Linked DNA regions of Homo sapiens: region 1 is linked to region 2. Evidence: read pairs that join two places in POLR2A ChIA-PET (ENCODE). Cell type or tissue: GM12878. All regions are shown on one strand. Region 1 overlaps SRD5A1 (steroid 5 alpha-reductase 1). Region 2 overlaps TENT4A (terminal nucleotidyltransferase 4A).

Evidence for each region. Peaks named below come from ENCODE experiments on the same cell type or tissue, not always from the same donor. Only the 100,000 strongest peaks of a DNase experiment are listed, where the experiment ranks them.
Region 1: POLR2A ChIA-PET joins it to region 2 with 7 read pairs; 4 of 35 experiments call an interaction of 5 or more read pairs at or near these places.

The regions. Positions count from the first base shown.
Region 1 is chr5:6,650,348-6,654,347 of GRCh38, reverse strand. It overlaps SRD5A1 (steroid 5 alpha-reductase 1), which reads right to left. Exons shown (of 5, transcript NM_001047.4): 2 at 2,340-2,506. Among named protein-coding and RNA genes, the nearest start is that of SRD5A1, 19 kb to the right of the region's middle. In GM12878, no CTCF peak of the experiment used is centred here; a DNase peak (open chromatin) is centred at 2,137.
Region 2 is chr5:6,738,517-6,742,516 of GRCh38, reverse strand. TENT4A (terminal nucleotidyltransferase 4A) reads right to left here. Exons shown (of 13, transcript NM_006999.6): 3 at 3,788-3,834; 4 at 2,665-2,785; 5 at 1-27. Among named protein-coding and RNA genes, the nearest start is that of TENT4A, 27 kb to the right of the region's middle. In GM12878, no CTCF peak of the experiment used is centred here; no DNase peak of the experiment used is centred here; H3K4me3 peaks cover 81 bases; H3K27ac peaks cover 436 bases.

The sequences.
Region 1 (4,000 bases), 88 kb after region 2:
TGGTGGCTCACACCTGTAATCCCACCACTTTGGGAGGCTGAGGCGGGTGAATCACCTGAGGTCAGGAGTCCAAGACCAGTCTGGCCAACATGATGAAACCCTGTCTTTACTAAAAAAAATAAAAAAAATTAGTTGGGCATAGTGGCATGCACCTATAGTCCCAGCTACTCGGGAGGCTGAGGCAGGAGAATCTCTTGAACTCAGGAGGCAGAGGTTGCAGTGAGCCGAGATTGCACCTCTGCACTCCAGCCTGGGCGATAGAGAAACTCCATCTCAAAAAAAAAAATATATTATTATTATTTGCTTATTACTTCATGGTAACTACAGTAGGCATAATTACTTATTTATGTAATTTCACGTCTGTTTCCTCACAAAAACAATAAACTCTAGGCAATAAATATAACACACAAAAGGTAACCTAGATTGTCTTCCACTTGGCATATTTTTTCCTTTTCAAATCCTTCTGTTTAATTGTAGAGAAGTCAAGAGGTCTGTCTACAATTGATTGGTGTTTGGAATCTCTGACCAGCTTCACAGTCACCTCTACGTGATGCGAACCATCTGCGGAGCTACTTTAAACAGGAGGGTTCTTCTGTTGTTGTTCACCATAGAGGTGAGTCCCATGAGACTCTCTGGCAAACATTTAAAATCTGTATCTTTAGTTAAAAAGAAAAAAAGAAAGAAATTCCCCTTCCTCTTATTCCTTGTTACCACTTGCGGAAGCTCAGCTTGGTGAGGTGGTGGAAATCACCGCTCTGCCATTCACTGCGTCTAGATGTCTTGGGCCAGCTGTGTAACTCTTCTGACCTTTCACATCTTAGGGACATCCTTTCTGCCTCAGAGAACATGGGGAGGCATAAATCGTGTGATCTGCACAGGAACTCAAAAGCCTGTTCTTCCTCTTGACAGGTAGGGCAGAAGAAAATAAAGTAGTCAAAAAGCAGGTAAACCAAGAAGATATTTGGGGGTAGTGTACAACAGTTTAGTACCAAAGAATTTAGTCTAGCATTTCATGGAGGCACAGACTCTGGAGCTAGAAAAGGATCTTGAAACGCCTTCTCAGCCAACCCTCCTTTTGTAGAGGAGGGACAGGTGTCTCACTGTAACGATCCTCAGGTATGATGAAACCTTGGAATAAAATTCTAATTCACCAACAAAAAACATGGCTGAGAAATGTGAAAGGGATCTCTCAGCAACAAAGTACTATCCAAGTGTTAGTTTATTTCTATGATTATAAATTAATACACATGGAGAAAAAGCACAATGCAATGTAAGGTCACTTTATGTAGCTTAAGGTGAAGCACTGCAGGGTAGTTTGCAAATCTGACAGACTGACTTCAGACTTTTAGCATGCTACCATTGTAAGCAACACCTCAGTATGGTTTAATATCTAAATGCTAGGATAGACTAAACAAATATATAGAAGAACCTTTCTTATATATAAGATCCCTGAGTTTTTTTTTTTTTTTTTTTTGAGACAGAGTCTCACTCTGTCACCCAGGCTGGAACGCAGTGGCACAATCATGGCTTACTGCAGCCTTGATCTCCTGGCCTCAGGTGATCCTCCCACCTCAGTGCCTCTGAGTAAGCTGGGACCATGGTGCGTGTCACCATGCCCAGCTACGTTTTTGTATTTTTTGTAGAGCTGGAGTTTCGCCATGTTGCCCAGGCTGGTCTTGAACTCCTGGATTCAAGTCATCTGCCCACCTCAGCCTCCCAAAGTGCTAGGATTACAGTGTGAGCCACTGCACCCAGCCAGAGTGTTAATTTTTAATGCTCTTGCAAATATTTTTGATGGCTGTTTTATTTTCATTTTTGCTTAGAACTTAAAAAGTTATAATTAGAGGTTGAAAATGTACATTAATTCACATTAACTGATACAAATAAAAAAATTCAACAACTTCATAGACCTAAAAGTTGATTCAAGTTCATAGAATCACAGAAGCTGCACTGTAGGAAGCTAACCCAGTCTGGGTTTTCCTCATGTCATGGAAGGAACCGCAGGAGATTATGTGGTCAATGAGTGGCCAAAGGGTCTCAATCTTTAGTCCCTGCTCATTCTGCTACAGCCCACTGCTATTTTTGGGTTCTTGGCCTGACCAGGCACCTGTGCTTCAGTGCCTGCCCGTGCGGGGGAAGGTGCCCAGCACCTGCGTCACCTCTCTGCCCCCAGCTGTGCTGAGACAGCTGGGCTCTCCCATGGGACTCCGGGGTGCTGCTGCTTTCTCTGTTGTCTTTGTTCTCACAGGAAGCTTGGACTTTCTCATTAGAAACCACTGGGACATCAATATAAAAGCAATGATGTGAACAAGGCGGAGTTCACTGCTGTGGACACTCACCTATTAGAAAACGGGGATCTGTTACCCAGTCATCAGCATACACTGCACAATGGCTCAAGTATCTGCTTTGCAAATAGCCGTTACAGGTACAGAACATAATCGCCATTGTACACGCCAACAGTGGCATAGGCTTTCCTCCTCGCATCAGAAATGGGTAAATTAAGCACCTTAGGAAACAAGAAACAGGCACAATTTTTTAAAAAATTAAAGATAATCATTTCTGTAATCCTATCTTAAATGATTTGGGTTTTAAATCTTACTTTCTTGTACAAATGTCATCCTCAGTAACATTTATACTAATTTATTATATCTAAGCTAAAAGTGGATTTTGATTTTAATTTTATTTTTTGAGACAGGTTCTTGCTGTGTTGCCCAGGCTGCAGTACAGTGGCTTGATCATGGCTCACTGCGGCCTTGAGCTCCAGGGCTTAAGCGATCTTCCTGTCCCAGCCTCTCGAGTAGCTGGGACTACAAGCATGTGCCACCACACTTATTATTATTATTATTATTATTTTGTAGAGACCAAGTCTCAATCTGTTGCTCAGGCTGGTCTCAAACTTCGACCTCAAGTGATCTTCCTGCCTTGTTGTCCCAAAATGTTGGGATTATAGGCGTGAGCCACTGTATCCAGCCAAAAAGCAGATTTTTCAATAAAGCATTACCACGTTTCAATCATGTTTACCACAGTGTACAAACTCCAGATTCTACTTACATGCAATATAAAACAGAATACACTGAATTTGAGAAAACTAGGGGCTTCAAGAGGCTCTCAAGATTTCCACTATCCTAAAACCATTAACTAGTCCTAGTCTAAGTAATAAGATTTGGAACACATCATCACATCATCCATCACCATTGCAATGGCTTCCATTCACTGAGCACTTTCACCTGCTAGCCCCACCCCCAATTCCCCCAGCAACTCCTTGCCCCCAGCTCAGCTAACCAGGCAGAGGCACTCTTATCCACATTTGATAGAGGATAAAATTAAGACTCAGAGTGGTAAAGTAAGTTGCTCAAGGCCACAAGCTAGTGAGTGGCTGAGCTTAAATGTAAATCGGGGCAATTGAAAGATCATGTTCATTCTCAGTAAACTATCACAAGAACAAAAAACCAAACACCGCATATTCTCACTCATAGGTGGGAATTGAACAATGAGATCACATGGACACAGGAAGGGGAACATCACACTCTGGGGACTGTTGTGGGGTGGGGGGGAGGGGGGAGGGATAGCATTGGGAGATATACCTAATGCTAGATGACGAGTTAGTGGGTGCAGCACACCAGCATGGCACATGTATACATATGTAACTAACCTGCACAATGTGCACATGTACCCTAAAACTTAAAGTATAATTAAAAAAAAAAAAAGAAAGATCACGTTCTGTTGTACCACACTGGCTTAGGTGCATTTTACTAAAGGTTTAAGGAGTTAAAATAAAAGGACAAGAAATTAGAAAATTATAAAGAGAATGCAAAATGTTATTCTCTGTTTGAATTTTCTTTTTAATATAAGTGTATAACACATTGAAAGAGGGGACATCACTACATATCCTACAGACCTTAAGAGGATAATAAGGAACTCTTTTTTTTTTTTTTTCAAGACAGGGTCTTGCTCTGTCACTCAGGCTAGAGTGCAGTGGGGCAATCATGGCTCACTGCAG
Region 2 (4,000 bases):
CTGATCTGTGAGCTTTATTATTGGTACCTGTAAAGATTTCATTTTAAAAACTGCTTTAACATGCAGGACTCTCCACAGCCAGGCATCAAAATGCTGCCAAAGCTGTACAGAGGTTTGGTGTTTTTTCTTAGTAATGAAAGGGGGTCAGAGAACACTGTCAGCATCAGTAGTCCCTGAACCCAGGACGACTCCCAGGCCCCAGCCCCTCACAGCAGGACCCACATTCTGCCCAGCCCCTGTAGCCCTGGATCAGCACCAGAGGTGACCAAGCATCAAAGAGACGTGAGGGGAGGGAGCCAACAGGGAACAGGAGTTAGTCTCTGCCACGCCCACCCTATGTGCTGGGATGGAGAGAGGTGCTTGGCCCCAGACTTTTATTTGGCAGAATTTTTGAAATCATTTAATGTAACTTCGAAGCCATTTTTTAAATTGTATGTTATACTGATATTGTTTCTCTACTTTGGGTTTTCACTCTTTAAGACAACTTTACTAAAAAAATTTTTCCCCTAAAAAATTCAGCAAATAAAAGGCTATTTTAGAAATATTCTCACCAACAAGAACTGTCACCGAATGGCATTCAAAATCTGCCTGAGCAACTGTCCAGACCACACTCATGCCCCACCCTCCACCCCACCAGTAAAACTGAATTCTTCCAGAAGAAAAGGCAATGTTTTGTTTCCTTCAGCCTTGAAGGATTAAAAAAAGGAATTCCTTTAACCAAAACAATCAGTGTCTAACGAAAAGTTCAAATGCCAGTGATAGGCAACGTAGGGACAGTGCATTCAGTACACACCTATTCTGGGCTTTAATGTCTACACTTGAGGGCAACCAACCAAGGACTCAGCGTGTGAGGACATGCCAGTGGGGCCAGAGTCACCTGGACACCACTGCGACCACCAGGCAGGGTAAGCCCTGAGGCCAGTATGTTCTTAAGAAGGCAGAGAAAGAAATACTTTCCCAAAGAACTCATCAGAAACTGCTTTGGAAGAAGCCAACACTCAATGGCTATGCCTCCCTGACACCCACAGTTTAGGAAGCAGCTTCCTTTCCATCTCATAGACTCCTTCCCACAATCACTCCTGGCACTCTCCTGCCCTACTCTTGCACACACTCACTCACGGCAGGAACCCCAAATCCTGGAGGTGAGGAGTTAACACTGTAACACAGTTTTGGGTTGTTGTTCCAAATAGACAAGATTTCACCTTAAACTCAGCCCTCGCCCTGGGTCTCTTGTGCCCATGACTGGCCGGCTGCACAGTGCTCCCCAGAAATGAGCAGTGGCAGGCTCCAGGCTCTCCCTACAGTCTACACTGGCCCTCAGGTAACAGAGGAAAAGATACTTAGTAGCCAATATGCGACAGTAACGAGGTCACTGGGACTAAGCAGTTACTGTAACTGCTCAACCTACTGTGTGGCCTCAGGACAGCCGCGCCTTAGTTCCTCTACTCCAAAGGTGGTCGCCTGGTCAGGATTCCCACCCACCTCCCCGCTGCCCCTTGGCACACACAGAGGAGCAGCAGACAACAGCGGCCTGGACTATGCCGCTGACCCACCTTGGGCTAATGACCTCACCTCTCCGCATCTCAGTTTCCTCACCTGTAAAATGTGAACAGCAACAGCATCTGCTGATGAGAGTGGCTGGGAGAGCTAAGTGCAATAAGGCCCGTAAGCATTTGAGAAAGTGGCCGGCCAGGGCTTGTCTCGTGCTAATGAGAAGAGCCAACAGCCCCTTCTGGAACCTGGGCCTGGAGGGAACCTCTGGTGCTGCCTGCTCGCTCTGGTCCACATGACAGTGACATGAGCATGTGCACTTCGTTAACTCTCACCAAGAGGTGCACCTGGTACATGTGCACTTTTCAGTGCATATATCATGTTTTAAAACTTGCCCCCAGCCTCAATCAAAAGCACCTGACAATGAGAAACATGTGAATGCCCCCTCCCCTATCACCACACAGGCAGGAGGAAGCTCCTGCCTTAACTTACATTCTGCTAAACACTATAAGGATGTGAATCACACACAAGTTGACACACAAATTTAAAAATGAAATGCTAGCCGGTCGCACAGGTGAGCTAAGAACTGTCATACAACAGGCAAGTACCTCATAGTCCCTGGGGGGCTTATAATCTTGAACTGACATAAACCTTAGCAAGTACACACCAGAAACAGTCTCATCTTCAAACTTCCCCCAAAGATAAAAGGCTTTTCATATATGTATATTTTTTGGAACCACGAAAGGAACAGCTAAGTTGTTCCTCTTTAACATAACATAGCAAATGGTAATCATAAAAACCATGGTTTAATCATTGAGCCACACTCTCCATAATGGGCAGCACCTGAATGTCAGTGTCCGGTTTCAGATGACTCTCCTTTCCTATTCATCCTAACACAAGTAGACACAATCATATATTTTCATTCCAAGAACAGTTTAATGGGCTCACAAGTCCCAAAAGTTCAGACTGTCACTAAACATGTTCTCAGTTGGTGATCACGACTATGAAACAAAAACATAAAACACATGTCTATACCAGAAGCAGATTAATCTTCAAAACTGTAGCCAATAACTGTGTAAAATACCACAAGCTCGTGACGCAGGCGTATCCTGTGACCACCTGGGATGTGACAAGGCTCCTGCCCGGTCAGAGGGGCCAAAGCCAGGCACTCACCGTAGCCTTGTCAAGGACTTTGATGGAACACGGCTCAGCCACGTTGTGCTTCCGCAGGGCTTGCTCCAGCAGCTGTAAAGGAGGACGCTCCCATTTCCCGAAGACCACCAGGTCTATGTCGCTGACAGAAGAAAACGCACGTCAGCCACTGCTCCCCTCGCCACAGCCTACACACTCGTGTGGGGAGGATAAGCACCAAGGCACATGTGCCTGTGTCTCCCACAAAGGCCAAGACACAATCCCACTAGCCTATGGCCCCTAAGGAGGTGAAGTGCAGTTCATGAACTACAGCAAGTCCTCGCTGAACTTAAGGGAAGACTTCCATATTTGTAGCATAAGATGGAAAGCAAGAAGGTTAAATCATTCTCCCAACAGCACTAGGTATGTGAGGGGATTCAAATGAAAATGCCTGCCCCCAAACCAGGCTGAGGCCCCGCTCTCCCAGCACCTACTCCGGCACTGCCTACGCTGGATCACTCCTGCGGACCCAGAGATTCCTGGATACCCAAACCTGTTCAATTACCCACTGGCCCTGCTAATGTCAACCCCCAAATCCTGAGATTATAGCCTCTTCGGCCTCCAAATGCTAACTAGCAGTGGGTTAATAGAAGGTAAGCTTTTAATGAGACAGTGCACAGGAAATTTATTTGGCTATCAAGAATCCTTAATGAGAAAATACTAGTTTGTATTTTAGAATGCAAACTTGTTTGACATTTTCCTATCAGGTAAAAATACTTAGAAAATACTATTTAAAGAGAATTTTGCTTGAATCTTCATCAAAACATAAGATCAATTTTTCAAACACATGTCCTAAAATATCAGCAGAATGTCTTCTATTGCGTTTACTTCCCACAGTCCTCCCACCTGTCTTCTTCATATTTCCAGCATGAAGCATTTTTGCACCCCAACAAATTAAGTGTGAGAGGAAAAATGCAAAGCAATGAATTCATCATAACACTAAATTAAATCTTTCTGCCAATTTCCCTCTGTAACCACAGTCTTTTCCTTTAGCTGGCATTTCTCGCCTTAGACTCAATTACAAAGAATCTATTTGTAGCCCTTAATATTGCATAGACACCATCCCAGCCCCCCACTAGCCCATGCCATGCAGTCTGGTACTCACCTAGTTGGAAGATAAAGACCTGTACTAAAGCTGCCAAATATCTGTACCTGAAAGAAAGAGTGGTTGCCTTAAAATGTATACCACAAACCAAGCAGTCACACTACCATTATTTCTTACTAAAAGAAAGCCCTCACTATACCCTTGGGTAAAAAATAAAACTACCTTGGAAACTGATGGAGGGGACCGTATAACAATCAACCAGAAAATTCCCTT